3 separate regions of the Homo sapiens genome follow, and all the other regions are linked to region 2. The links are chromatin loops, found by intact Hi-C in ENCODE. Cell type or tissue: heart left ventricle. All regions are shown on one strand. Each heading gives the region's core, and the rest is flanking DNA. Links, peaks and the distances in the headings are about the cores only.

The links. A loop is a pair of places that touch in the nucleus more often than their neighbours do. Peaks named below come from ENCODE experiments on the same cell type or tissue, not always from the same donor. Only the 100,000 strongest peaks of a DNase experiment are listed, where the experiment ranks them.
Region 1: a loop joins it to region 2, with 2.7 times the contacts of the local background. A loop is called at or near these places in 39 of 110 quality-filtered maps.
Region 3: a loop joins it to region 2, with 4 times the contacts of the local background. A loop is called at or near these places in 12 of 110 quality-filtered maps.

Annotation. Positions count from the first base shown.
Region 1 is chr22:24,152,433-24,162,475 of GRCh38, reverse strand. The region is part of intron 29 of CABIN1 (calcineurin binding protein 1); the gene reads right to left. Among named protein-coding and RNA genes, the nearest start is that of SUSD2, 24 kb to the left of the region's middle. RefSeq lists enhancers at 4,427-4,860, 5,789-5,858 and a silencer at 6,039-6,628. In heart left ventricle, for the core only: CTCF peaks have their summits at 5,360 and 6,637; DNase peaks (open chromatin) are centred at 5,365, 5,960, 6,165 and 6,555; H3K4me3 peaks cover 2,725 bases; H3K27ac peaks cover 4,192 bases.
Region 2 is chr22:24,102,841-24,112,883 of GRCh38, reverse strand. All of the region lies in intron 26 of CABIN1 (calcineurin binding protein 1), which reads right to left. Among named protein-coding and RNA genes, the nearest start is that of SUSD2, 74 kb to the left of the region's middle. In heart left ventricle, for the core only: CTCF peaks have their summits at 5,018 and 5,690 (motif pointing left); a DNase peak (open chromatin) is centred at 5,043; H3K27ac peaks cover 1,635 bases.
Region 3 is chr22:24,243,518-24,253,560 of GRCh38, reverse strand. It overlaps GGT5 (gamma-glutamyltransferase 5), which reads left to right and starts at 8,479. Exons shown (of 12, transcript NM_004121.5): 1 at 8,479-9,008. The coding sequence starts at 8,836. It also overlaps the pseudogene GGTLC4P and the pseudogene POM121L9P. RefSeq lists enhancers at 1,480-1,980, 4,788-5,776, 6,919-7,474, 8,587-9,142, 9,143-9,698 and silencers at 5,876-5,945, 5,686-5,980. In heart left ventricle, for the core only: a CTCF peak has its summit at 5,798 (motif pointing right); DNase peaks (open chromatin) are centred at 5,800, 7,210, 7,760, 8,990 and 1 weaker place; H3K4me3 peaks cover 1,472 bases; H3K27ac peaks cover 3,728 bases.

The DNA of each region.
Region 1 (10,043 bases), core at 1,161-9,160, 49 kb before region 2:
CCCAGTATGGGGGCTCCTATGTTTATTTACCTTGCACTGGGCACTATTCCCAGAAGCCCCTTCTGTTGTGGGCTTGTCCTTTCCCTGCCCCCAGGATTGGCCCCCTTGCCTGCTCGGCCAGGCCTAAGACCCACCACCAGCCATGGGAATTCAGCCAGCAGATGGGCCCCAGGATCCCAGTCAGGCTTCCCCTCCTAATGAGAGCCTTTAGGAATAACCCCTCTTCTCTGTGGCCTGGGGCGGTGTGCAGATGGACATACCTCCCGAACGGTGAGGGGACTTCCTATGGCCATGAGGCTGGCCTCCAGAGAAAGCTGGTCTGAAGAGTGAAGCCACCAGGCAGAGTCACGAGCCAGCAGGGTGGTAGCAAGCCAACTGGCTTTCTGCCTACACCAGGTGGAGCTGGGCTTCTGTGTTTGCAGCAAGAGACCCATGAGAAGGATGATACTGGCAGCCCCAGGATGACCTGGACACAGCGGTTCCCCACAGAGGGGCAGTAGCCACAGCAGCCCTCTCCCTCCACTGTCCCTCTAACACCGGGCCTGTGGAGGGCTATGAAGCTCCTAGAGAACCAAGGTGCTGAGGAGGGTCTCCTGGAGTGGGACAGGTACAAGGGACAGCCCCTGCTTCACCTGGTTTTCCTCACCACGGCCCACACAGGAGGAAGGGGCATGGCCAGGTTCCAACTGCCACAGCAGAAGCCCCACTGCATTCAGCCCAGGGACTCACGTTCGGGCCTCAGGGAGGGTGTGGAGAATGTGCCAGGGGTGAGCTTGGATAAAGCTAAGTCAGGGCCAGAAAAGAAGGGCATAGGCAGCAGTGACCAAGAGGCCTGGCTGAGGGCAGGTGGAGGGAGCCAGCACCAGGCCAACACCCCCACGGCATCTGAGGGAAAGGCAGAGGCAGGATCATAGATGGGCAGGGGCCATAAGTAGCAGCTGAGAGAAGCAGGGTCGCCGCGAGGAGGGTCTCCTCTGGCCCTCTCCTAGTTCTCCCTCAGCCCTGGGTCCCGCTGCTCTGGCCGTACCCCTTGCCTCGCCTCTCCCAGTTCCACAGGCACACTTGCTGTCTTCAGATTTGCCCCACTTGATTCCTGGGCCCTGGTGTCACCAGGGCTGGGTTCCCTGATGGCCACAGTGGCTGGGATAATGCTTGCTTATAGAGTTGAGGGCAGCTGGGGGTGCACACCAATAGCCTCAGAGGACTTAAAGACACTGAGATTGTGCTTGAGGCTTCCCCTCCATGCCAAGCATCTCTTTCCAGGCATCTCAGTCAATCCCCCAACCCTTCAGAACGGCTCTAGGCTCCTCACTGGCAGATGAGGTCACAGAGAGAGATTTTAACAATCTGAATAATTTATGAAGCCCCAGACTCTAAGCTGAGTGCCTGATACAAGTTACCAAACCCTGCCTACAGCCTTAAGACTTTGGTGGTCTTCCCTCTGCTCTTGAGGAAACAGAGCCTCAAACACTGAGTCCCATGGTAGAGTGAGCCTAGGGGTCCACAGAGGGAGGGCATGACTGCTATGATTTGGGAACCCACGAAGACTTTCCTGGGGGAACTGAGAGCTGGTTAAGTGGAGGTGGTAGGATGCTGCCGGGCCAGCCTGTGCTCTTGCCCTGTCCATTTATGAGGGGGCTGGGAAGCAGGGTGAAGTGCCTGGGGGCAGGAGGGCTGTGCAGTCTTGGCAGGTGGCACCACTTCGAGGTGACAAGTGTCCCTGAAGTTATAGAACACTGCTATTCCCGGCCAACAGGCCAAGGCCATGCCCAGGCCCATGGCTCATGGCTCATGCTGTCTCCAGCACACTGTGGTCTCAGGGGAGCTTACTCCTGGAGGGGCAGGGGCTCTCTTTTCTGCCAGACACAGCCTTTCACTCAGCCAGGGCCAACCCGGGGCTCGACAGCCTGATGCCACAAATTCAAACACTGTTCTGATTCTCATTGTAAACCCCACTGCTGGCTGCTGGGTCACTGCTTGGGCCATTTTTAGTGGCACAGCCCAAGGCTGTTCTGAGGCTCCCTGAGCTGAGGGTTCCCAGCTCTATCTGTCACCTTGGCGGACCCCACCTTTCAGTCATGACTCCTTCTAGAGCTTCCTCCACTTCTAGGGCACAGGCAAAGGCTCTTCAGGAAATCAAGTGCCCCTGGAAATTCCAAGGCAAGAAAGAAGGGTAAGCAAGAGGAGCAGGCCAGTCAGAACAGTACTCAGACCCAAGGCACGAGCTTGTCACAGAGTGGACGAGGGTCAGGTGTGGGCTGAGTAGGGACATAGAGATTCATCCTATGTCTACACTGGGAGGGACAACCTGAGTATGTAATCAACTCACCCCTCATTTTCCAGAGAGGGAAACTGAGTTCAGGTGACCTGCCAAGGCTGCCTAGTGATGCAAAGTGGGACAGGACCCAGGGGCCAGACTCGCCCACCTCAAGTCTCTTCCTACACCCCTGCTTAACACTCAGAGGAACAAGAAATTGGCAGCCTCCCTGTTTTACAGATGTAGAAATGGAAGCATGGAGAATGCAGTGATGCCAGTTCACCTCGGTTTTGAAAAGGTGCCTCTTAAGACTTGCAAAGGCCCATTGCAGGGGCAGGCTGCCACTGGAATGCCTGCCTGTGGACGGGGTGGCTGGCAGGTGGCCAGTGTCTTCCACCAGCACCATGGGTGCCTCAGGGTGTCATAATTAAGTCCCTTGGGCAATGTTGCAGGAAATGGCCTCTAAGCAAGCTCTCTGCTGGCCTTTTCCAGCTGTCCCCTGCTGCCACACCCACAGGATTCAGATGCAACCCCCTGCCCCATTCTGTCATTCCCAGGGCCATGCCCAGCTGGGATGCCACGTGAGGCTCAAGCAAGAGGGCAGAAGAGGGAGGAACCATACTTGGGAGTAGACAGAATGGCTGTGAAGGAGCTGCCTGGGCGCTGCACAGGGGTGCTGAGGAAGGAACAGGCCATGAGGTGCCAGGAGCCACCTGGGAGACCCAGGGCACCTGGCCTGACAAGGGAGCAAGCAGGCAGCTGGGCAGGTGGTCATCTACTTCACACAGCAGTCTCTTTCCTCTCCAGCTCACCCAGGTTGTCCAATCCAAACTAGCCTGAGTCTGCTAGGGGCCTTCTTGGGCTTGGCCCGGCCTGGTCAGGCACTGCCTGCAGGGTTGCCCCCAGCTTCTGACGTCAGCAGCCAGTTTCAAGGGCCTGAGTCTTGAACGGGAATAGCTGCCCTGCCACAGTCCCCTGGACTCTGGGCTCCCCAGGGTGGAGCAGATGGGTGGTGCAGGCAGGAGGGCTGCATCTCTCTGGCTCACACCTATACCTCAAGGCCTTTGAGCAGAGCCTGGCCTCCTGGGAGACTCAAGATCTGTGAGCCAAGATGAAATCTCAGAGAACTCCTGAAGCCCCTGGGGGGAAGAGAAGCCCACAGGCAGAGAGAGTCAGGACAGACAGGGGCCCCTGGGTCCTGCCTGCAGACTGCCCAGAAAAGTAGTATTCCAGGTAAAACCCACAAATCCTGGCCTCCACATCCCTTTGCCCTTGGTGTAGCCCTAAGGTGACTCTGATTCCCAAGAGGGCTGGAAAAGTGTCTTGTCCTCCCTCATGTTCCTAGCGCCACATCCAGGCTACCCCTGAGTAGGCATTGGAGAGTTTATGCCACAGATAAATCCCTTTCAAGGATGCTGGGGAAGCCCAACTTCCCAGTGATCCAGGGTGAGGGGACAGGAGAGAAGCTGGAACAAGAAGTAATGGGCTAGGAGAGCAAGGGATGTGGGGGGTTTTTGAAGAAAGCCAGAAAAAAACCAGGATGCAGCTGGTGCCAGAGAAGAAGCGTCGGCCAAGCAGATGAGGAAATGGGCAGCCGAGTCAGGGGTATAGCAGTGACTCCCTCAGAGTCTTCCCCATCACCCGCAGCGTCCTGAGCGGAAAGTGGGTAATTTTAATCCTGACTTTTAACTCAGCAAATACAGTACATGTATTTTCCCACATCACCAAAAACATCATTCAAAATGACCACAGAGCCCTTCACTGCACAGTGAAGTGGGCTACTGGTGAGCATCTGGCTCTGGGACTTAAGGATTCTGATGAAGAATGCTGGGCTGAACATACTTCTCCACAAAGCTTTTCTCCCTCTCTTCAAGATAGATCACCCAGAGGGGACCACGAGAGTGGGCACGCAGCAGCAGGCTGGTCTCCAGGAAGCAGGTCCTGGGTGCCTGAGCTGACACAGTGGGTGAGTGTTCTGTCTTCCTGGGCCCTCCTAGCCCCAAGCCAGCCCTGTATGCCCGTGGTAAGATGGGTGGGCAAGGCTTCCTGGAGGAGCTCAGCTCTGCCAGCTCTGTTCACAGAAAACACGACACTGTGAGCAACCAAGGGAGAGCCCGTTCCCCTGGTGGAGGGATTCCTCCAGCATCCCCCGTGGCACGGGTGTCGTGGTGACTCAGTGCTCGGAACAGGCGAGGGCGGGGAGCCTGTTGGCATCCCATTCCCAAGAGCAGTGGGCACAGGGTGTAGGAGCAGACTGCATTGAGCTGAGGGCCAGCTGCTGAGTGGGTGGCTGCAGCTAGAGAGCGATGGAGCCTCTCAGCAGAGAGGGCTGCTGGGAGAGGAGATTAGGGGCCTCCCCGCCCCCCCAGAAAAGCATAAAAACTTCCTCCTGGTTCCAGCCTATTCTTAAGCACCTCAAGCGGAGCCAGGAAGGGGATGGAATCTGGCCCTGAGGTCAGGAGCAGCTGTGGGGAAAATACCAAAATCCTCTACAGTCCTGGGGAGACCCCTGTTACCCACAAACCCACACAAGTCACCAAAGCGGCGAAACAGCTTGGAGGAAAAGGAGGGGATGGCGTGGGGCGTGTAGGGCAAACTTCATCTCCTGGGGCCAACCGTCTTCACAGGCTGCCTGCCCAGCTCCTTTAACACATGATTTCACTTACACCTTGCTGGGGGAGAGACTTGTTCCAGGGCAGCCAGCCTGCAGGGAGCCAAGACTACAGCTGAACTAAGCCTATCATGCTCTTTGCACTCTACCCGGCTTGTCCCTAAGGAAGATGAGCATCACAGACAGAGCCAGGCCGGCTGGGCAGCACCCCTCCGAGCCCTGGCCCAGATTGCCCCTTCTGGAGCCTCCCTACTCAGGAGTCCCGAAGCCTTTAGAGGCAGGACTGAGTTTCCAGACCAGCAGCTCCCTATCTTCCTGATGCCCTGAGGAGCTGAGGGTCTGGCCCCTCCCGCAGTCCTGTTCCTCCCCTAAGGTTGGGAGGAAAGGGGCCCCAGAAGCAGGCCAGGTTGAACACCCCTAGGGACAGGAAGTTCCTGCAGCTTCTACCACAAACCTATCAGGGCGGGCCTCTCTGGCCGCAGGGTTGTACACAGGCCACCAGGGGCGCCCTGGCCTCCGCCCACTCCTACACCCCACCCCCCACAACGCGGTCCTGTCTCTCCAGGCGGGGCTACTGAGGGCAAGGGATTCCCCGCGCCATCCACAGGTAATGATTCTCTCTGCAGACAAGGGCTGGGAAAGCCTGCAATTTGCCTGCAGCTGGCGCCCGCTCGTTTCCAGCCTCTCCTGCCAAATAAGACGTGGAGCGCTAAGGTCCCCAGAACTGCCGGGCTGTTCCTCCCTTCCCCCTCCCGGGAAAAGCAGAAACGACAAACAACCAAGTGCATGGGAGAGCCCCGCCGCCAACTCTGCTGTAGGCTCTATGTGCCCACCCCCCATCCCATGCAACCGTTACCCCTAACCTCACTCCTCCCACTCCGCTGCGGGGCAAGGTCCTAGCCCAGCGCACATAACGGGCCGGTGCTTGTAAAGGGCTGGAACCATCTTCCTGTCCCCGCACAGCACCTATTTATAGCTAGCGAAGCACCGCGCCCGGACGCGCTGCCCACCCGGCCGGGCGGCCAGCTCACCATCCCCAAGAGCGGCACGGCACAGCTCCTCGTCGGCGCCTTCCGCCGCAAAGTTGCTCTGGCGGGCGGCTTTCGCTTTCGCGCAGCGCACGCCCCCACGAGCCAGCTCCCAGCCCGGGGCTTGGTAGGGCTGGATGCGCTGGCGCGTGTGCGGGCTTCACCAGCGCCTGCCGCCCCCGCGCGCCGCCGCCCAAGCCGGCTTGGCCGCCCACCTGACGCTGAACCGGGTGCCAGCCCGCCCTGGGCATGGGGGCGCAGCACCCCGCCGCCGGCCGATTTCCTCCGCGGGGGCGCCGGGGAAACCACAGCCCACGGGCTTCCTGCTGCGCCTGGTGCGCCGAGGCGGGGGGCGGCCGCCAGAGCCCACCAGGGGACGATTGAGCAAAAGCGCCAGCAAAGTGGAGACCCAGACGGGCAGCGGAGGCGAAGCGGTTGCGCAGCCCCAGCCCCGGCCCCAGTCCCGGCCCCAGTCCCGGCCCCCGCCCCCGCCAAGTTCCTACCCGCCGGCTCCGCCGTGGCATCTGTGCAGTGGAGCTAGGGCGAGCGCCGGGCCATGGCCGCGGAGGCTCGTTCGCTCTCTCGCTCGCGGCGGGCCGGGGCGGGGCAGGCGCGGCCGGACGGGGCGCCGGCACTCTACTGGAAGCGGGCCCAGGAGCGCAACTGACTTTTGCCGGCCAATCCTCTCCGGTTCCCTGGACTGGCCGCTGGTGGCGGGCTGTGGACCGCTGCCGGGCAAAGTGGGTGCAGCTCTCACTGCAGGAAGCTGTGGGGCCCCAGAGAGCATGGTGTAGGGGTGGCCAGGAGTGCGGCAGGCCGGGATGGCATTGGCCAACTGTGTGTGAGGGTTATATCCCCCCTCTGCAGGCGGTGCCTATGTGAATGGCGCCCCCTGGAGTTGTGCCAGTAGTGCCCTGTGGCAGGCAGAAGTGTAGGTGTGTGGGGGAAACGACTGGCCACAGCCGAGCTGTCCTTGCTGTTACAGTTGGGCAGGGGGGCTGCAGTGAAGACCGCTGGAGTAATGTCCTCAGGGCGGAGGGCAAAAAAGAGATGCCATGGTAAGTGGGTTTTACAGCTGGAAGGGGCCTCATCTTCCAGCTAGGCTGTGAGGCCCACAGAGAAAGCACTGGGTTTGAGGGGTAGGGTTGGGAGTAGTAGGCAGCTCTCAGGACACCCCTTCCCCCAGTTTCAGTATTCCAAGAACAGCAACAGTACCCCATCCCCAGGACATGAGCAGCTTTGCAGAGCTCAGGGAGGGTCGCTCTCCGGCCTGGAAGCGGGTACTGTACCCTGCTACAGATGAGAAACAGGCTCAGGAGGGGAGGGCCTCACTCACAGCGTCTGGCCAATGCCCCTGGTACTCACAGCTCCAGTGTGCACACAGCATCTTCCTGATTTCCCATGAAGGTAGGCTGCACTGGGACAGTCTACCAACTCCTGGCTGCTCCTCCCACTCCAGCTGAGGGGAGGCCAAGGAAAGGCAGGGATGGGCCAACCTGCACGGGCTAGGTGAGAGAGATGCTGCCCCAAGCCCTGGCTTACCCACCCCCAACCCTTTGCCCCCATGAGCTTCTCTCTTATCACATAGCGAGCTTCTCTCTTATCACATAGCGCCGTTCCTCCCTCCACAGACACCCAGGGGCCTCAGACCCATTTAGCCCCTATCCTGGTGACACCTGTCCTAGTGACATCTCCTCTCTGAGCTGGCTGGTTTCCACCTGGCCTACCCCTGGGCTGGTTCCTGGAGCCAGCGGTCCAAGGCTTACTCTGTGCCCCTTCCAGGTACCCCTAGTCCAAATCAGCCCCAGGTCCAACCTGCCCCTTCAGCCTGGGTAATGTCACACTCTCTGCCCTCCTTCCTTCCCTCCAGGAGGAACTCAAGAGGCAGTGCCTCAGGATCTCCTCGAGGGATACTGCTCCCTGCCAGGCACTGGACTTGCTGCTGGGGACACAGAAGAAGGAGGCTGGGTTACCTAGAGATCATTCACTTGCAGGGGAGTCACAATGAGCACAAGCTACCTCAAGGCTGTGTGAGGACAAGGGGCTCCTCACCATGGTCAGGGTCTTAAGCAAGGAGTTCTAAATCTGCATGTTGCTCAAGCCACAACAGCCCCTTGCCATCTACCTACATTCATATAGTCATTTGACAGACACACATAGGGACAGGTTCAGAAACACTGGACACTGGTGCAGTCACACAGCAATAAGGCCACTATGGCTGGGACCTGTCCCCAAGGCCCGACTAGCTCCAGAGCTAGTTGGGCCACTCTTCCCGGCTGTCCACAGGGCTGTAGCAGACACGAGGACCAAAGCGACACTCACACCTTGCACAGCTCATGACCTTACTTCATACCTTATCTACTTCCTGTAAGATCAAGTTGGACCAAAGGAAGCTGAGAACATCTGCTCATCACACCCAGGCCAGGAAGAAACTGTGTGTTGTCTGTGGTGAGTGTGTGGCTCTCTGGAAACTAGTCCCCTGCATCCCAGAGGCCTCCAGGTCCATCACGGGCAGCACCTAGCTCTCCCCAGCGCGCATGCCTTCCCACAGAAAGAGTAGAGTGGATAGGTGCTCTCTCAGACACATTGCCAAAGAAGGGATCTGCAGGCACCACTCCACCTACCAGCACAGATGAACACACTGAGGCTCAGAATGGGCTGGGCAGCTTGGGGTCCCAGTGCCTGGCTATCACAGCAGGAGGGAGTCCTGTGGTGGAAGAGGGGAGCTCAGGGCTTCTGTGCTAAGCCTCTGCTGAGTAAAGCCTCTGGGGAGACTTCCCTGGGAGAATGTTGCTCCCAGCTGGGCTCCGAGGCCTTGTGGGTTCCAGCTTCCTTGGTCCCCCTCCCAGCACCACACGATGTCCTGCACTCTGTGCCTGTATCTGTGCCAGCCCTCTCCAAAGCCCCATCAGATGGATACTGCCATGTCTGACAGGTAAAAACACTCAGGCCCTGAGCATGGAGGTTCCTCACTAAGCTGAGCCTTACCCTGTCACCCCCCAACCCCCCAGGAAGTGCTTGTGTACATACCAAGAGGTCCCTGGAGCGTCATGTGATAGTGCTATGACAATCAGAGGCTGGTGAGACTGCCTGCCCTGATCCTTGAGGATTCTCTGGGCTCAAAGAGCTGCGCTTACTGGCACTGTCAGCACCCTATGCAGGAAAACCCTGTGGGACCTAATTACCCACAAAGCACCTGGATGTCCAGGACACAAGCCTCTGACCACTGCCCCAGAGAGAGAACTGCTTACCCACCTCAGGGCCACTCCTGAAGGCCTATGAAGTTGCAGCTCTCTGCCAACCTAAGGAGCCCAGGAGACCAGGCCACCCCAGCCATGCTCACCCACAGGCCAGCAGGAGCCTGCTTAAGTGGTCACACCCTCCTTGGAAATATATGCTTGGCCTTTGGCTCACGTGGCTGGTCCAAGTAAGTACCTTCACACCCCCCACCCCAGTGGTGGTGGGCTTCTGGTCCTGCAAATCCAAGGCCCAGATCCCAGAGCTAGGCTGCTGCCAAAGGTGCTGTCGGCTGAGCTGCCCAGGGGACCTCATAGCCCCAGTGGCACCCTATAGCCATCCCTTCCAAGGCCTGAGTGGGTGCAGACCTGTAGATTTCTCCTGGCTCCTTTCTTTTTTTTTCTCTGCTCTGTCGCCCAAGCTGGAGTGCAGTGGTGCAATCTTGGCTCACTGCAACCTCTGTCTCGTGGGTTCAAGCAATTCTCCTGCCTCAGCCGCCCAAGTTGCTGGGATTACAGGCACACACCACCACGCCCAGCTAATTTTTATATTTTTAGTAGAGATGGGGTCTCACCATGTTAGCCAGGCTGGTCTCAAACTCCTAATCTCAAATGATCCACCTGCCTCAGCCTCCCAAAGTGCTGGGATTACAGGCGTGAGCCACCGTGCCTGGCCCTGGCTCCTTTCTTGCCGTGGCAAGAATGTTCCTCAGTGTTAACAGTCCCCGTTCTCAGCCTGGGAGCTTTGAAGCTTCCAGTTGGTTTGGAGGCACAAGGCCTTGCTGCTGCTTACCTGCCTCCCTGCTGTGGGACACTGGCTCTGTGTGACCTGTGTCTGGCAATTTTTCTACCTAGAGTGTGACAGCAGAGACTGCTGAGCCTTACAGTTCCGAGTCAGCCAGTTTCCTCTC
Region 2 (10,043 bases), core at 773-8,772:
AAAGGTACAAAGCCTACCTGGAGGAACAGAAGCCTTCAGGCATGGAGGTGGGGGAGGAAACCTTGTTGCTTTCAGGGTACAGGTGAAGACCCACTGCAGCTGGGGAAGGGAAAAGGAAAAACCTTCTATTCTAAGGGAGGGGCAGGAAATCATCTAGGGTCCAAACATTAGAGGTCTCCTACCACTGAAGGACGGGCAGAATCACTGAGAAAGCACCACCCCTGAGATGCAGGAACACAGAGCCCACCTAAGTCTGAGGCTGGGACCAAGACAACAGAGAACTACCCCATGTCCCCAACCCTAGGCTGGCATGCACTGAGTAACAAGCAAGGGAGTCTACTGCAGGGAGAAGGCAAGAACATGGAGGAGTACCCTCCCTGAGGTACTCCCAAAGGCCTAAGGCTGAAGGTGGAACTGGAATGTTGAGAAAAACCTTGTGGCAAACCAGCTCCCCTACTAAGCACAAGGTAACATGAAAGGAATTTGAGCTTGGGAGGTTAAGGCTGCAGTGAGCTATGATTGCACCACTGGGGCACTAAAGGTAACCATAGCAACAACAAAACCCAAGCCAGCTCAATTTCTGACTAGCCTAACTCAACTTTCCCTACTAAAAGCCTAGAAACAAAAGAGGGAAGCCTATTCCAGGCATAAATATTACTTATTTCAGTTTCTTCTGTCCTACACGTGATATCTGGTATTCAATGTAAAAATTGTAAGACACACAAAGAAAGAAAGAAAAAAGTACATCGTCAAGAGACAAATCAATCAGCAGAACCAGACTCACAGATAACCCAGATATTGGTACTACATGTCAGGGAATTTAAAATAACTAAGATTAATATGATTCATAAATATGATTAGTATGTCAAAGGCTGTAGTGGAAAAGCTGAACAATATGCATGAAGAGACAGGAAATTTCAGCAGTGAGATAAAAAAAAGCAAGAGTCAAATGCAAAGGCTAGAAATAAAAAACACAGTAACAGAGATGACGAATGCCTTTCCCAGACATTGCAGCCAACCTGACACAGCTGAGGAGCAAAAGGAAATCAAAACTTGAAAACAGGTCACTAGACATACCGACAATCTCCAACTTACAATGGTTCAACTTAAAATTTTTTTGACTTTACAATGATGCAAAAGTGATATGCATTCAGTAGAAACTACACTTCAAATTTTGAATTTTGATCTTTTCCTGAGCTAGTGATATGCAGTACAATATTCTTGCATGAGATATTCAACACTTTATCATAAAATAGGCTTTGTGTTAAATCAGCAGTCCCCAACCTTTTTGGCACCAGGGGCCAGTTTCATGGAAGACAATTTTCCACAGACTGTGGGGGCTGGAGGGGATAGTTTCAGGATGAAACTATTCTCTGGCATTAGATTCTCACGAGGAGCGCACAACCTAGATCCCTCACATGTGCAGTTCACAATAGGGTTCACGCTCCTATAAGAATCTAAGGATGCCTGCCACTGATTGGACAGGAGCCAGGGCTCAGGTGGTAGTGCTCGCCTGCCTGCTGCTCACCTCCTGCTGTGCAGCCCAGTTCCTAACAGGCCACGGACTGGTACCAGTCTGTGACCTGGGGGTTGGGGACCCCCGTGTTAGATGATTTTGCCCAACTGTAGGCTAACGCAAGTGTTCTGAGCATGTTTAGATGAGGCTGGGCTAAACTATGATGTTGGTAGGTCAGGTATATTAAATGCATTTCTGACTTAATTTCAACCTACTTTTGTTTTATCAGGAAATAACCCCATTGTAAGTTGAGGAGCATCTGTAATCCAAACCCAGAGAAAAAGAGTGGACAGGAGGAATCAGAACAGAGCATCCAAATGATCCAACATGCTAATCGGAGTCACAAAAGGAGATGAGGGTGAAACAGGACAGTAGAAATATTTAAAGACATAATAACTAAGAATTTCCCAAAAATAATAAAAGACATCAAATCACCAAGATTCTCAGAAAACACCAAGCAAGGGAAAGATCCCTCCACACACATTTAAAAAAAAAAAATCACACCTAGGTGGGCCATTTTGAAACTGCTGAAACCCAAAGATACAAAATGTTGAAGGCAGTCAGAGAAAGATACATCAGATACAGAGGGACAAAGTTAAGAATTACAGCAGACTTCTCATTAGAAATTACACATATCTGACAATATCTTTAAAGTGCTGAAAGAATAAAATAATCAACTCAAGATTCTATACTCAGTGAAAATATCTAAAAATTGCAGGAAAAAAAAAGGTTTGTTTTTTTCCAGGCAAACAAAAACTGAGAGAATTCATTACCAGCAGATCTGAGTTACAAGAAATGTTAAAGGTAATTTTTCAGGTAGAATGAATATGAAGCCAGATAAAACTTGGATCTACATAAAGAAATGGAGTTTCCCAGAAATGGTTAAAGTTATGGTAAATATAAAAGATCTTTTTATGTTCGATTTTTCTAAAACATTATTGTTTACTTTCTAAAGCAAAAATAGTAGCAATGTATTGTGGGCTTAGAGCATATGTAAAAGTGAAATGAATGAAAACGAGTGCAAAAGATGAGCAGCTCTTCCACTGCCTACGAAGTAGTACAGTATCACCTGAAGGCAGACTGCAATGAATTAAAGGTGTATTTTGTTAACCCTAAGGCAACAACTACATTTTTTTAAAAAAATGATACTATAATAAACCAATAGTAGAGATAAAATAGAACTTAAAAAAAATTTTTTTTGAGACAGGGTCTTGTGTTGCCCAGGCTGGAGTGCAATTGCACGATCTTGGCTCACTGCAACCTCTACCTCCCAGGTTCAAGCAATCCTCCTGCCTCAGCCTCCTGAGTAGCTGGGACTACAGGCGTGCCCCACCACACCCAGCTAATCTTTTTTATTTTTAGTAAAGATGGGATTTCACCATGTTAGACAGGCTGGTCTCAAACTCCTGACCTCAGGTGATCCACCCACCTCAGCCTCCCGAAGTGCTGGGATTACAGGCGTGAGCCACCACGCCCGGCTGAGAACTATTAAAAAATAAAACTTTGTCTTGAACTTTACATACCTCAAGGTGAAGCTCAATAAACTAGCAACCAAGAGAGCTAAGTTCAAGTTCCTCTTGTGCCATTTACTAGCTGAGACCATGAGCAAGTTAAGTCCCTTTCGCACCTAAAAACTGCAACCACATATCATCTCACAGAGGTCCATGCCACACTGGCCTCTTGGGGAACACAAGGAGAAAGGCAGACACAGTCCCCTAGGGTCCACCAACCCTTTGCTCAGCTACCTTAAAAGCCTGGTATTGGTCCATGTTTTAGTGCTAATCAGCTGGGTCCTACTGGTAGGGTAGGCATGAGCTGCCTGGTAAGCAAACTTGAAACAACATATAAACTTGTTTTGGCTGGGTGGCTCATGCCTGTAGTCCTAGCACTTTGGGAGGCCAAGGAGGGAGGATTGCTTGAGCCCAGCAGTTCAAGACCAGCCTGGGCAACATACGGAGATGCCCGTCTGTACAAAAAATTAAAAAAAAAAAAAAATTAGGCAGGCGTGGCAGTTACTTGGGAGGCTGAGGTGGGAGGATCACTTGAGCCCAGGAGGTTGAGGCTGCACTGAGCAGTGATAGTGCCACTGCACTCCACTCTAGCCTGGAAAAACAGAGCGAGACCCTGTCTAAAAAAAAAAAAAAAAGCAAAATATAAAGTTGTTTCAAAAAAGTTGAAAGCCTGGACTCTGGAAGATCCAGGCTGATAGAACTGAAATTCTGCTCTGTCACCTACTATCTCTGAGAGCCTCTGTAAATGCCATAATTATTTATACTTCAGTTTCCATGCATGTAAAACTGTGATAACATAAGCACCCACTTCACAGAACTGTTATGATTAACTAGGTTAATACACATAAAGTGTTTGAATCAGTGCCTAACAAACAGTAAAGGTTCACAAAATGTCAGTTTATCAATACTATTATTTCAGAGAACCTGAGCATGTTTTATCTCTTATGTCTCAAATGTGCCATTACAGCTTTAGGTCTGAATGAGCAGAGGGTTTTGCTGATGCCATATTGGAGCCAATACCTAAGCAGCACCATGTAGATGGGGGGGCAACATTGACACAACAGGCCTGTCAAAGTGGGATGGCCTGCACAGAGGATACTGAGGATCAGGTCTGTGCTCCAAAGGGTGCCCTGCTGCTCTGGCCTCTTTACCCATGTCTCATCATATACCAGGGTTTGGGGACAGTGACCTTGTAGGCATCCCTGCCATAGCCCTTCCTTCATAGCTGCCTTTGCCATGTCCACTGCCCAGGAACTGATGGATCATCAGTATCAGCTGGGCTGACAGAACAATGAGAAATGAGGACTTGGGACGTGTATAAGACCCCTGAGTGGAGGAGCACAGACCTGACCAGAACCTCTCTCTCACGCTTGTGAAAGGCTCTTCCCTGACTTACAAAGCCAGAATACAAGGCTCCATGAGCACTGAATGGCAGTTATGAGCAGGCCTGCAGCCCTCACAAAATGTCCCAAACTTGAGTCCCCAGCATGAGGGGATCAAGAAGAGGTGGGGCAGCCCATTTGCTGGCTGTGTGTAAAGGGAGGATTAGCAATGGGGACCCTCTAGAGGCCACGCAGGGTCATTGTAGGAGCTTAAGGGTTGGGCTCCCAGACCCACATTCCCATCCCAGATCTGCCACTTAGGGGTTGGGTGATCTTGGCCAAATGATTTTGCTGCTCTAGGCCCCCACTTCAGGTTTTTTAACACGATTGCCATTGTCTTCCTACCTCTGTCCCTGACACATACATGGGATCCCACAAAGGCGTGGCTAGTGCCCTGCACACAAGTGACAGCCCTGCAGCATTCACTCTGGCCCTGACAGTGAGAACACCGATGGCTTAGACAATGCTCGTGAGGCCTCAGAGTCTCTGAAAGACAGCAGGCCATGCCCCGCAGTTGAAGTCTCCCTGAAAGACAAGCTAGGGCTGGGTCTCCTCAGCCAGCCTGAGACTAGCTGAAGTCACTGCACAGCTCAGCAGCACATCCTGCGGCAAGCTCCAGGAAGCAAGCCTTGCTAGGATGATTTCACCGACTGGCAAGCTGCCCCACGAGCTCACCGGCTCACAGGCTCTTTTGGGCTCTGGGCCTAAAGGAATTGCCAATTTGGTGGAATCCCAGCTGTGATCATTATGAAAACTAAGGATTGGTTTAGGCAAGTAGATATTTACTCTCAAAGTGCTAACACCCTCTTGATGCTGCAATGTGAAGGAACCAGGATCCATCCAGCAGGCAGTGAAGGTGGCCAGACCTCACCAGGAACTGTGTGGGCAAGAAAGGACGGCATGCTGTGCAGGGGCTTCTGCTCCCTGAAGAACGACCACCAATTGAGTGGGGACTCTGCTGAGACTCTTAAAATAACATCCACAGCAGTGGAACAGGGCAAGCACAAGCCAAGGGACCTGGCAGGGACAAAAGGCTGCTGACTACACTTTGCCAGGCCCTTCCTGAGCCTCTCAGACACAGATGTGAGAATCTGGAACTGCCAACCATCTAAAAAACCAGAGAGCAGAGATTGGTACTGGCCCTGGGGGGCATTGTGGTGATTCTAGACAAACCCTTGTTTAAGGGGTAATCAAGGTACCTAAGTGGCCCTGAGGAAGGCTCTGCTAATGGGGCTCACCACAGTCTTGGGTGCCACCTGCAGGTCATGATGCTGGGGTGGGCTGCTGTGGCAGAGCTGGAGAGGCAGGGGCTATGTACACAGAGATGAGATGCCCAACTGGCCTGTGAAGCAAGCAGGTGGGGGAGGTGCTTGCCAAGGTTCCCGCCCACTACCAAGGGGGCAGCACCACAGGAAGGAGTCCAGGGATGTGTTATCTCTTCAAATGAGAGCCACCAAAAGGGACTCAAGGCCCAAGGCCCATTTTCTGCTCCTTTCAGATCTTGTGTGTCTGAAAGGGTTGGCACAGCCTATTTAAAATGACCCTGATTTCAAATACTAAAAGTCAACCCAAGGTTTCATACCAAGTTTCAAGCCAGTCAGACTGAAAGAACACCAAGTTTCAATTCTTTCACGTCAATAGGGCAAAAGGGATGAATGAAAAAGCTCTTAAAGAATGGCTCTATCTACCTGGGCAGACAGTGCCCCAGCCTCCATTCCTCCTCTTCTGGGGAAGCAAACTTTCTCTGGTACAGCTGACTGAAGACCTCAGAGAGGCCACAGACAGACAGAAAGACAGACAGACAGACATGAACAGTGGGGTAAGTTTGCCAGGAACATCGCAGAGCATGTGAAAAGGACCCTCATCCTGCCACCAGCTGGGCTGCTGTGGATGGGACAGCCCAGGGGCTGGGTGAGTCAAGGTAGGGAGGACAATGTGCCACAGTGCTGGGAAAAAGCTCTTGGAGAACAGGACCCCTGCAGTTGGATAAGCTGGCAGGGCAGGCAGCAGGGAGGGTTGTTTGGACTGTGGTGTGTAACCCAGAGCCACCCCCATTCCTGAAGCAGGAAGCCCCTGCTCTGGGAGGCCCCTGAAGAGGGGCAGGAGGAAAAGGAAGGATGCCGCTGACTACTGTCATCTCTCTACTCCCAGCAGGCCCCTCTGCAAGGTCATCTCTCAGGTTACCAGACCTGCAGCCAAGGAAGGGCCAGTGTGCACAGGGAAGGCTTCTGGGAGAAGAGGTCACAGGTCAAAGGCTTCTTCTCTGGGGTAGGACCCCCATCCATCAGCCATGTACCTTTGGGCAAGGACCACTCCCTGAGCCATACTCCACCCGCTTCCCAGACAGCTGAACGCAGCCTAGCACCATAATGCACCACTCTCATGCTGCCCAAGTGAACTGGGGAGTCTTTGAGTATGTGTGGAGAGGGAATTCTGGCCTCAGGAACAGCCTACAGGCCTGGCTCCAGTCCTACCTCCTCCACAGGATCTTTGGGATCCTGTGGCCCTAGGTTCAAATGGGCTGACATGCAACTTTGTGTGCTAATGGCCTGTGCTGAGCCCTCAGAGGACCGGCTGGGTCTGCCTGTGCTCTATAGACAAAAGCTGCCAAGCCTGGTGGCAGAGGCATTTTGTTCTCCTGCCTCGCCTAATAGAGCAAGGCCAGATGGAAGAAGTCAGAGTCAAGCTGTTTTTCTGTGGAGGGGCTTTTGGGTGAGGAGGGGGTTCTGGGCCCCCTGGTTCTGAGGCAGAGCAAGAGACAGATGGAAAGCCTCTTTGATGTAGGAGAGCCAGACTTAGCCTAAACTTCCTATGGGGCTGGGTGGAGAGAGCCTTCCAGGGAAACAGGCACCCTGGATGGAACCTCCAGGGACTGTCCACAGTCCAGGTATCTAGCCTTGAGACTCAGGAGCTGAGAGCTGATTTCTTTAGGGAGCTACTTGGAGGCCAACAGGAAAGAAGAATGGCACTAGCAAGCAGGCTATAGGTTGGCCTTGCTCTTTTTTTCAGAATGTTCTTTTAAAAATCTGCCCACACAAAACCTGCTCATACTAATTAATATTTGTGGCAAGATTATAAATATTTTATTGTTACTGTTAATTACTGGAATGTTTCGTGTCTATGCATCTGGGCCACGCCAGCCTTCCCTCTGAATCCTTAGGGGGATGTGCGTCTGCCAGCCAAGTGCTTATTAAACTGCCTCCCTCTAAGCTCCAGAACCTTCTACTTCCAGGGTGGGATTTGCAGGATCAACTGTAAAGGAATGACAGCTGGCAACGCAGAGGGAAAGAGACCTGGCTCAGTGACAGAAAGGCTGCCTGTCCCCACTCAGTGTGAGAAAAGACTCTGTGTTCTGAGTCCTCCTTGTTCAGGTCTGACTCAGCTCAGATCCCTTGGACAATCCCAGGATTCTCAGGCCAGCCTAAAAGAGCTCTTTAGTTACAAGATGCAACTTTCCAGTGTCTCTTTAAGTGTGTTTCCTCCATTTGCTCCAGCAGTAAGACCAGAAACAGCTCACGGCCATTTGTTCCATCAGCCTGGGGCAGTGAAAGCCTGAGGAAGAAGATGTATGCTTGTGCTACTGCAACAGCTCTGACTAGTGCCCCAGAAAAGACCACAAATGTCCTGCCGACCAGGAAACAACAGGTTTCTAAGAACCGTAAACTTGGGTGGAATTAGTATTTTGAGAAATTTTCTGACTAGATAAAAGCTGCCTCAGTCAATCCTGGCCAACCACAGGAAAAGAACACGTCCACCAGAAGCAAGGCTGGCCCGGGAAATCGGGGTGCCCATTGTCAGGCTGAGAAGACTGGATGGATGCCAAAGAAAAGTGGTACCAGAAACCTGGGGGCCCCTGAGAGAGAGGAAGATACACAGCAGGCAGCAGGTGGGCATGACGGCATTGTGTGAGGGCCAGGCTGCACCACTTGTCCATTCTTTGCCAGTGCTCACAGGTGAGGGCCAACTGAGCACTGCCAGGCACCTCGAAGCCTGGCAGACATATCAGAAGCCTGATATGTGTAGACACCATGGTGCTGCCCTGAAGGGGCCTGATGCTCGGAGGCCTCATCATGCATCTCTCATCCTGCCCTCTGAGCCAGGAAAGGCACTGACCAGGGAGGCCTCGGGAGGCTTTAAACATTTTCCTGACCAAAGGCAGGTGAACAGCCCCTCTTGATACAAATGCCAGAAGAAGCGAAGCAGTTCTGTAAGGTGTGAGGCTGGCATCCCCCAGCCATCTAGTGAGCTTCCCAGGAAGGCTCTTCAAAGGATGATGGGGGGAAAATTGTGCCTTCCTTAGAGCCCAGAGAGAGAGAGATCCTGTGACCACATCACTCTCCCTACTGCCCACAGGAAAGAGCCCAACCCTCAGAGCCCAGCTGCTTTCCCAAGCTCTCTCCCCTCAAAGTCTCTTTTTCATCCACCCCAGTCACCTCAGTATCCAAAAGCTGTAGGACTCTCCAAGCTCCATGTCTAAATGGGCCTGCAGGCCTCTCTAGAGACTCACCTTCTCCAGGAATTCTTCCCAACCCACCAAACCCCAGAACTTGCTCCCGTCTGCCAGCTCATGGCACTCCTCCTTGGCACCAACTACTGTCCCATGATACCATGGGACATCAGATCCAACCTGGGAGCAGGAATCAAGGCACCATCATCTTGACTTTCCCCATGGCACCCTTTTCCATGCCTGGCACACAACAGATGTTCAATAAATGCCGTGACCAGCTAACTCCTAAAGGTTTTCAAAAAGCTAAGAATGAAAGAAGAGAACAAAAGAGGTGAGTGGCTCTTCGCTGACAGCCTCCCCTGTCCCCTGCCCGTCAGGAACAAGCAGAACAAACTGAGCTCCACTTACAGTCTCTCCCACTTTGAGAAGGTCTGTTTAGGAATGGCACTCCAACCAGAAACTGACCTCCCCTTAGCCCTAGGAGGGGAGGTCACTGAGCAGAGGCCAGGGTGGGCCTGCCCTTTAGGACTGACTGGCATTCACAGCTCCCCGTCCTACATAGCCTGGCCCTGGTGGGCTGAAGACACAGGACCCACCTCAGAGCATCAAGGCTACTGTGCACAATTTGCATTTTTACACCTTTGTCCTTGTAAAGATAATTTGGTATGTTAGAGTCTGTTGCCTTTGTTGTTTATTTTAAAGCAAGAAAGAGCAAAGCAATGGAAATATAGGACTGGGCCACCTGCTGGAGGTGCAGGCAGGGGGGCAGTGGAGAAGAGGCCCCCACCGCATCTGCCTCTGGCCAGAACTGGGAGGATAGGCCATCAGCAGAAGCCAAGCGCATCAAACACACTCTCCAAATCACAGGGCGAGCAGACATGAAGGTGCTCCTGGTCACAGGGGTAGCAGGGAGCCGGACTGAGAGCTGAGCATGCGGGTCTGCGCTGTTCCCTGAAGCGAGCCGTGACAGGTGCAAGCAGAAAGACAAAGCCTGGAGAACAGAGTGTGGTCAGGGTTAGGGGCAGCACGGGCAATATTGGTGGAGGCAGCATGGGGCGAACAGGCGAAGATGAGCACAGACGGCACACGACACAGACGGTGACAGCATGGAGGTTGAGGATGGATGGCCACAATGGGGGTTTGGCACAGGGCACCCTGGGCTCTCCAGTGAGGCCCACACCCTACAA
Region 3 (10,043 bases), core at 1,199-9,198, 140 kb before region 2:
TCGCCTGCGTGGCAGCAGGGGAAACTTGCATATACGGGGCCTAGAGGCCTGGGATCTGGGGGAGCCACCCCTGGAGGCGAGTGTCTGCCCTGGTGCTGTATCTGCCGTCTTTTCACACTGGGTGTGACCCGAAGAGACAGCCTGAGGTCCGTCCTCACTCACTGTGTTTGAGGAACTGAGGGTCAGCTGGCAGTGGGATGAGGCTGGCCCCTCTTCCGCTTTTGTTCCGGGAGGCCTCCCGTAGAGCTGTAGGGGCTCGAGATGGCATTTCATTTGGGGCACGAGCTGGTCCAGGAGGTCTGGGATCTCTGGTTCTGACCTCTGGGCACCTGCTGCAGCTGTGGCTGAGGCCCAGAAATGTGAAGGGCCTCCATCCACTCCAGTAGTGACCCCAACGTGGGGTTCAATGTGGAGCGGGGAGGGGCTGCTGCGGCAGCTGCAGGAGCAGAAGTGCCATGCCTTGTTCTTCTCATGCCCGCATCCATGCTTGCAGCTGGGAAGGGGGCAGGAATCAGCGAGGTGACCTGGGCTGAGTCCTGGGAATCAGAAGAGGTGGCAGGAAGGGGATCTGAGGAGGAGAACAGGGGGCCTGGTGGTCTGTGCTTCTTCCCAGACATGGGAGCTGTAGAGGGGACCCCTGCAGCAGATGCTAAGGGGTCCAGTAGGCCCAGGCAGTCTTGGGACTTGTGTGTCTCCTGCTGTGCATCCATACTGGGTGCTTTAGAAACGGCAGGCAGACCAGAAGCCCCTGTTGCAAGTGAGGACAAAGTGTGGGAAGGCCGTGAGGGTCTGCAGTCCGAGATGGCCTTGTCCTCAACCTGCAGTGCACTGTTGATGCGCTGGAAGGCCGCCTCCTTCTCCCGGTCCAGGTCTTCAACAGTGACCCGGTACCCCAGCTCTAAGGGAGGTGGCAGCATCAAAGGCTCCCCTCGCCTGCGTGGCAGCAGGGGAAACTTGTGTGTACTGGGCCTAGAGGCCTCGGATGTGGAGGAGTCATTCCTGAGGGTGAGTGTCTGCCCTGGTGCTATATCTGCTGCCTTTTCACACTGGGTGTGACCTGAAGAGACAGCCTGAGGCCTGTCCTCACTCACTGTCTTTGAGGAACTGAGGGTCAGCTGGCAGTGGGATGAGGCTGGCCCCCTCCTCCGCTTTAGCCCCGGCAAGCCTCCCGTGGAGCTGTAGGAGCTGGAGATGGCATTTCGGTTGGTGCAGGAGCTCGTCCAGGAGGTCTGGGATGTCGGGTTATATCTGATTTCTGACCTCTGGGCATGGAGGTCTGTCTGCAGAGGCCCGGGCCCGGGCACAAAGGGAGAGAGGCCTCCATTGTCCCGCAGGGGCCGAAATGCAGACGGTGCATCCCCGGTGACCTCGGGGACCCTTCTCTGATCACCAGGATTCTCTTGGACTCTAGGGTCCTTGTCCTGCTCAGGCATCCCTGCCCCGCTCTCCTTGAGGGCCCTCAACACTATCTTCCCTGGACACAAGTCTGGGGACAGCCGGGTGTTGTGGACCCCAAAGGGGTGACTCCCGGCTCCTGGGCCCCACAGAGAGTCCATGTTCTCAGTGCAGTGGCTGAGCTGGAGGACGCCCTGGAACTCGGAGCACACAGCACTGGCTTGCTGTGGTACCTGTGCAATCAAATTGAAGGCAGGATCCCAGGAAGGAACGCAGGGCTTGCAGGATCACGGAAAACCTTCTTAGAGTTGTCTTGACACCACTGATGTCAAGTGTCCGGGTGCTTGTAGGATGGCCTGCCACTCAGTCCACGGGCAGGAGCAACGGGGAGATCCCACAGGCAAAGTGAACTGGGGGATGGGCTGAACGGGCTCCAGGCAACTGAGCCCTACTGGCAGGTCCTCGGCCTGGGCCCGAACAGGAAGGAGGGGCACAGAGTGCCCAGGTAACCGCTCCTGGGAGCAGTGGGGAACCGTCGGTTGCTTGAACTCTCGAGAGCTGGGCTCTGAGCGTCCTCGTCCAGCCGCCAACTCCGCCAAAGGCTAAGCCAGCAGTTTCTTCTGTTGCCGGGCAACGCGCCTTTTAAACCTGAGGGAGTGGGCGCGTGAGCACATCACGGCGCCCGTGACAGAGCGAGCTTAACGGATTAATAAGCGCAGCCAGGTACCCGCGCGAGGCACTTGCTGGCAATGGCGGGAGGCGGACGTGGGGGGTCATGCAATAGGTACTGGAAGGAGAGAGGCGGGCACAAAGGTTGCGGGAGGAACAGGTGCCCACAATGGTGGCAGATCTGCCCGTGGATCACTGAAGATTCCTGCTCTCCTGCTGAGGTGGAGATTGCAGTGAGCTGAGATCGCACCATTGCACTCCAGCCTGGGCAACAAGTGCAAAACTCAGTCTCCAGATAAAAAAAAGAAAAAGAAAAAAAAGAGGCCGGGCGTGGTGGCTTATGCCTATAATCCTAGCACTTTGGGAGGTCGGGGCAGACGGATCACGAGATCAGGAGTTGGAGACCAGCCTGGCCAACATAGTGAAACCCCGTCTCTAGTAAAAATACAAATTTAGTCAGACATGGTGGCACGCGCCTGTAGTCCCAGCTGCTCCGGCGGCTGAGACAGGAGAATCACTTGAACCCGGGGGCGGGCGGGGAAGGGATTGTGATGCGCCGAGATCGCGCCACTGCACTCCAGCCTGGGCAACAGAGCCAGACTCTCTCTCTTTTTTTTTTTTTTTTTTTGAGATGGAGTCTCCCTCTATCGCCCAGGCTGGATTCCAGTGGCCTGATCTCAGCTCACCGCAAGCTCCGCCTACCGGGTTCACGCCATTCTCCTGCCTCAGCCTCTGGAGTAGTTGGGACTGCAGGCGCCCGCCACCACACCCGGCTAATGTTTTGTATTTTTAGTAGAGACGGGGTTTCACCGTGTTAGCCAGGATGATCTCCATCTCCTGACGTCGTGATCCCCCTCCCAAAGTGCTGGGATTACAGGCGTGAGCCACCGCGCCCGGTGTTGAAACTCCCTTGAGGCATTTTCTTCGGCCTTCGGGTCCATCCTCTGTCTCCTCCTTGACCTCCTCATCTCCTCCTCGCCACTGCCTTGGGGACCTTGGCCAGGCTCATGGCATCCAGCAGCCACTCAATGTCAATACCTCCATGTTCATCTCTCAGCCCGCCCTTGCCCGTGAACCCATGCTTATTTATTTATTTTTTTATACGTGCACCCATGCTCTTCAGGTCTGATGAAGTATCCAGAATCAAGCTCCTGACCATCCCCAAACCTGCCCTTTCTGCAGGGTTTACCTCGCTAGTCGGCACCATCCTTGATTCTTCTCTTTCTCCCACCCAGGCCATCATCTCTTGCCTGGTTGATACCCACAGCCTCCCCTTTGGGCTTTATCCTTATCCCCGTCATAGCTGCCAGAGGGACCCTGTGAAAACACTCCCCAGCCTGCTCATTCCTCTGCCCTAAGCCTGCATGGCACAGAGCAAAAGCCAGTTGTTATGGGACCTAGGAGGTCTTGTGGGATGGGCCCCAGCCTGCATCTTCATCCTCTTCTCCCCACCCCACTCCATTCACTCTTTGCCTATCGCTCACCAGCCTATACCACCTGCCTCAGGGCCTTTGCACTGACCATTTAGGCCACATTCCAGGCTCTTTTCACACGTTGCCTCCTCTGAGAAGCCCTCCCTGACCACTCTGCCCATACCTCATGCCTCTTGATTCCCCTTACCTGGCTTGTGGTTTCAGCACTTTCCCTGTGTGTGTTTGTTTTTCTTGGCATGAGGGCAGGACCTAAGTGTCTGTTCCCTGTTGATTCCCCAGTGCCAGGCATGCAGTGCAAACTCTAGAAATATTTTTTGCATGAAGGAATGAGTGATTGAATGCAGCAAGGGTCTGGAGGCTGAGGACCAGGCAGACAGACATTCAGAGTTGCTGGAACGCGACAGAGACAGGGAGTCAGACTGGTCTTGCAAGATCCTGGGCCTGCCCTTGGGTCCTGGGGAGCCACGGAAGGTTGTGGGTGCCAGAGGGTTGTGATCAGAGCCACAGTCAGGGGCCTTTTGAGACCTGTGCCCCCTCCCCACCCTCCCTCCCCACCTCCTCAGGCCAGCTCTGGGGTCTCGGCAGGTGGTCCGCAACATGACCTCTGAGTTCTTCGCTGCCCAGCTCCGGGCCCAGATCTCTGACGACACCACTCACCCGATCTCCTACTACAAGCCCGAGTTCTACACGCCAGTTGATGGGGGCACTGCTCACCTGTCTGTCGTCGCAGAAGACGGCAGTGCTGTGTCCACCACCAGCACCATCAACCTCTAGTAGGGGCTGCTGGGCCGCCTGGGTGGGAAAGGGCCAGGGGCGGGTGGCCCAGGGACTGCCCACTTATCCAGTAAGGTGGCTCCGTCACCTCTTTTCCTGGTGGGAAACTGAGGCCCAACCTTGGTAGCTTATCCTGGGCCTCTCAGTGAGTATGTTTGAGCCTCAGTGGGTGGATAGGGACCAGGCTGGGCCAGGCAAGGTCGGGCACTGTCTGACCTGGCTGGGCGGTAGCTTTGGCTCCAAGGTCCGCTCCCCGGTCAGCGGGATCCTGTTCAATGATGAAATGGACGACTTCAGCTCTCCCAACATCACCAACGAGTTTGGGGTGCCCCCTCACCTGCCAATTTCATCCAGCCAGGTATGGGGTGGAGGTCCGGGGGTGGGGGACTGGGGTGGAGAGGGGCGGGTGTCCTGGGCAGGCAGCTGACGGGCATCCCTGTCTTCTCCCATCGGCCATAGGGAAGCAGCCGCTCTCGTCCATGTGCCCGACGATCATGGTGGGCCAGGACGGCCAGGTCCGGATGGTTGTGGGAGCTGCTGGGGGCACACAGATCACCACAGCCACTGCACTGATATGTGTCACAGCTTTTCTCCCTGGCCGTGCCCACCCTGCACAGCCCCCAAGCCACGCTGATCACACTCCCATGCCCCAGGCCATCATCTACAACCTCTGGTTCGGCTATGACGTGAAGCGGGCCGTGGAGGAGCCCCGGCTGCACAACCAGCTTCTGCCCAACGTCACGACAGTGGAGAGAAACATTGACCAGGTGGGCCGGGGGTTGGAGAAACTGAGTCACGGTGTGGGGCCCCAGGGCATCCTGGGCTGGAGGCCTGGATCATCACAGAGTGGACAATGGTTGGTGTCCTCTCTCTAGTGCCTGGGCCATCTGGAGCCCCTGTGACATGAAGGCCAAACCCCCTGCTCCAGTGAGACCCAGCAGGCCCCAACCTGCTCTTCCTGATGACCTGGCCCGAAATGGCACCACCTGGGCTGAGGCCTGTGACCACACAGATGTGGTTCAGGTGGCATCTGGAGCCTTGCTCAGGCTTCCCCTCTCCTCCCACCCCCAGGCAGTGACTGCAGCCCTGGAGACCCGGCACCATCACACCCAGATCGCATCCACTTTCATCGCTGTGGTGCAAGCCATCGTCCACACGGCTGGTGGCTGGGCAGCTGCCTCGGACTCCAGGAAAGGCGGGGAGCCTGCTGGCTACTGAGTGCTCCAGGCGGACAAGGCTGACAAGCAATCTAGGGACAAGATACTCACTAGGACCAGGAAGGGGACTCTGGGGGACCGGCTTCCCCTGTGAGCAGCAGAGCAGCACAATAAATGAGGCACTGGAGAGGCGGGATTCGGAGATCTTCACGCTGCGGTCGCTGGAACTAGCCTCAGCATCTTCAGCATGGGGAAAGCCAGGCACGTGGCTGGGGGCCAGGGGAAGGTCCATGCCAAGCCCTGCCCCTTCCCACCCTGATCCCTCAGACTTGGGGCCAGGCCCTCCCTTCCCTGGGCTGGGCAGCAACACCACCTAGGACCAGCCACCAGAGGGTGCAGCGACCCCGGCCCTTTCTTAGGCAGAGAGTGGCCAGCTGATGCCGGGAACCCGGGTGCCTTCTCAGACCCGTAGGCGTCCAGCTCACCCTGCCGAGGACATGGGAGGTGAAGCTGAGGTCTGAGGAGTGGGGATTGGGCAAGAGGCTGGAGGAAAACATCTCAGTCAGAGCCAAGCCCCTGGGGGGTTTCCAAGTTTAAGCCCAGAGTGAAACCCAAGCTTGTGATCCTCTCCAGAGGGAGGCCTGGTTCTCAGGGAACAGCAAACTGGAAGAGGTCCCCAGATCCCAGGGATCAGGGCTTGGACCAGCCGGGGATGCAGCCCAGAGGGAGTGGGTTTGGAAGGGAACAACTAGACACAGCAGCCTTCACCATCAGCAGCCCCTCCAGGCCTCCCTCGGGGCCTGCTCCCTCCTCCAGGCACAGTTCCAACACCTGGGGCAGGATTCTGGGAAAGGCTGGTGGAGATAGGCTGGTGAGGGGTGGTGGTCACAGCCCAGCACCAGGGGCACTCTGGATATCACCAGGGGCACTCTGGCCAGGGCCCAGGTGAGGCCAGGTCGGGGCTATCCTTCAGGAGCCCCGAAAACCTGGTGATACCAAAGGGCCCACAAACAGGGTTTTGTGCCTGCAGAGTAGAGTACCACCGGTTCTGAGCCCTGGAGGGCTGTGTCTCTGGGGCTCCCAGTTGAGTGATGTACGAGTCACTCCTCAATCCTTATTTTATTTATTTAATTTAAAAAATTATTTAAACAAATAGAGATGGGGTCTCACTATGTTGACCAGGCTGGACTTAAACTCCTGACTTCAAGCAGTCCCCCCATCTCAGTCTCCCAAAGTGCTAGGATTACAGGGGTGAGCCACTGCACCCGGCCTCAATCCTTATTTCGGCCTGAGAGGAAAGGCCGTGGCCCCATTTGCAGGGGAGAAGACTGAAGCTGGAGGGGCAGGCCTTGCTCTGGGTTGCACAGCAGGAAGAGAAGTGGGAGCTGGCCACGAGGCTTCCTGGACCCGACACGCTGGTGGGGTACACCCTGGTTCTCCAGGTCCCGTGGGGCTCAGCCCAGGACTACCTCGGGGGGTGAGGGACTTAAATCCTCTCCTTCATTCTCATCGCCCCTTCCCCCATCATTTCCTGAGGAAGGACATTCAGGGACCTTCCTGGCTGTGCCTCGGGTCAGGACCAGAATGACACCCATTCCTTTCCCTGGGCCTTTGCTCAGGCGGTCCCTGCACCCTGGCCTCTGCCTGACCAGGATGGTGGGGAGAGGAGGGGGGACGTCCCCCACGCTGCTGTCTCCACTGTTCCTGCTGCCCAGGCCTCTGAGCTTCCAGGACTGCAGCGGGTGGGTGGGTGGGCTGGCCTAAGCCCAGGAATGCACTTCAGCTCCTGGTTGAGCAATGTCACTGAGGCTTGGGAGTCGGGTGGGGGCGGGAGGAGGCATCCACAGGCCCCCCACCGCGAGAGGCAGCCGTGGGAACAGCCTGCCTCTAAACAATCATTCCAGTCCAGGCTGACCAGGGGCTCTGGCTGGACATAGGGGCCTGGCAGGCTGTGTGGCCTGTAAGGACACAGTCTGTCTCTGTGCCTCAGTTTCTCTGCTGCCCAGATGGGGGGGCCCGGCTTCCAGGTGTAGACATCTGGAGCAGGCAGTGTTCAGCTGGGGAGGAAGCGGGGAGGACTGTGGGGGCCACGTGGGAAGAAGTCCAGCCCACATCACCTGCACCCCTGCTGAGCCTGGTCAACAGAGCCCCTCAGTGGGTCCTCACTCTCCTGGCTGCCTCCCATTTAGGCACCCTGAGGCCTGGGGAGAACAGAGCCAGGCCAGTGTCCCTAGAGAGGCTGCGCTGCCAGCACAGTAATAGCGGATTTGGATTCAGGGAAGCAGACCCGCAGCTAGGGTGGGAAAGAGCTACAGGCAGGGCGTGGCCTCCACACAGCCTCCCTCCCTGGAGGTCCATGCTGCATTTCCAGGACAGCAAGTCCTGGACAAATGGTCCCGGATGCCAAGGGCTAGAGGCATGGTCTGTCTGCATTCCCCACATGGGCGTCTTGTAGTCACCAGCATTTGATGCTGTCAAGTCCCCCTGTCCTCTGTGCAGACTGGGAAGCCCTTGGCCACCCTGGGGAGTTGTGGGACCCAGGCCAGGCTGCAGAAGCATAAGGACTTGAACCCAAGTTTTAAGTGACACCACCTTGTGTCCCCCTCCCTCTGCCTCTGTTCAGCTCCACCTTGATGCTGACTAGGCTGGGCCATGAGGAGAGGGTTAGGGGATAGAGATGGGAGCTGGGGAGCAGGGCTCCACTCTGGGAGGGGGGCAGCCTTGCCGGATCCAGGGGAGAGAGTTGAGCGGCCCCAGCTCTGCTTTCCCAGAGCTGCCGGGAACCCGGGGAATGGTGTGGAGGTTCCAGGGAGCCCTGCCCCTACCTGGCAACCGCAGTGCAGCAGGCACCAAGTTCTCCTGCACATTGCGACAGTGTGACCCTGGGCTCTGGCGGGCGGTAGGTGGGGCCTTTGGACCTACTAGCAGTGAGGGAGTTAACACAGCAGCTGACTCCTCTAGGCAAGGAAAACTCCCCTCAGACGCTTTGCTGCCTGGCCTCCTGCCAGCAACAAGCAGGAGCTGAAAACCAGAAGTTGAGGCGTGAGTTTGGCCACTCCGTAGTGTGCACTTGGTGAGGGCAGCAGCTCGCCACAGCTGCCAGCCATCTGTCCATTCACCCATCTGTCCATCTGGCAGCCCGCTGTTCAGACCTGTCTGTCTGTCCGCCCATCTGTAAGCCCATCTCTGTCCCATTGTCTATCTGACCATCTTTCTCTTACTGTCCTCTTTGTCTAGCTATCTGGCCTATCTGTCGATCCATCTTCGTGTCTGTCTTCAGCCCCCACCTGTTTGTCCATCTGTCCAATTACCTGTGACTCTGTGCATCTTCTTGTCCATTCATCTGCCCACCCATCCGTCCCTCCGTCTGCCCACCAGCCGCCCCTCTCCTCCTGGGCTGCAGAGCCATGGCCCGGGGCTACGGGGCCACGGTCAGCCTAGTCCTGCTGGGTCTGGGGCTGGCGCTGGCTGTCATTGTGCTGGCTGTGGTCCTCTCTCGACACCAGGCCCCATGTGGCCCCCAGGCCTTTGCCCACGCTGCTGTTGCCGCCGACTCCAAGGTCTGCTCGGATATTGGACGGTGAGTGAGACGTGGGAGGAAGCTGGGTGGCCCTTGGCAGCCAGCCCCTCCTGGAGAAGGCGTGTGTGTGTGTGTGTGTGTGAGTGAATGTATGTGTGGGTGTGTGTGTGAGTGTCTGGGTATGTGTGATTGCATGCATGTGTGGGTGTGTGTGAGTGTATGTGAGTGTGAGTGTGGGGAGTGTGGGTGTGTGTGAATGTGTGTGATTGTGTGTGGGTATGTGTATGTGTGGGTGGGTGTGTGTGTGTGTGTGTGTGCACGTGCACTGGCCCAGGAAGCAGGAGCCGTGTGTGTGTGGGCTTCAGCACCTGCAGGTCTTGGGCGCAAGGAGGCAGCCTCAGGGCCCTTGCACAGAACAGGTGGCAGGGTGTGCTCGTGGGGCAGATGGGGACTTGGGGACAATGGTGGTGTGTGAGTCCACGCCTGGCTCCAGGATTCAGGAGGCCCATTTGCATATCCCAGGTGGGAACCTGTCTGGCCCCGCCTGACCCTGCTGGCCGGTGCAGGCCCCTTCAGTGAGGCCAATTCTCCAAGGCTGCGGTCTTCTCCCAGGGTCATGGGTGAAGGGGTTTGGAGGCTCCCTGCGTGGGTACTGGCCTGCTGGGGTACACACAATGCTGCCATAGCCAGTCTGCCCCAACACCCAGCCTGGGGCCACATCTCGGGTCTCTCAGTCCTGAGGAGCCCGGTGCCCCACCCCTCACATCCTCTCTCCCTGAGTCAGGGCCTGGGTCTCGTGAGCTGAGTGACTGATACTTGGTGTCCTGGATGAGGGCGTGGTGGAGAGGGGCCACAGCGGGTGTTTCCTGACCCTCTTCCAGGAAGCCCAGCCCAAGGGAGGCCTCCGCTGCTGCTGCTGCAGAGGACACATACAGGATGCCCCTTCCTGCTCCCTGCCTCCCACTGGGCCCACAAAAGCCAGGGCAAGCCTCCCCTCCCTGCCAGCCACCTGGTCTGCTTCCCAGAAGTTCTGTCTTGCAGGCTGTTGGGAGGATCCCAGTGCTTTGTAAATTAAAGCAAGGGAGGAGTGGCTGC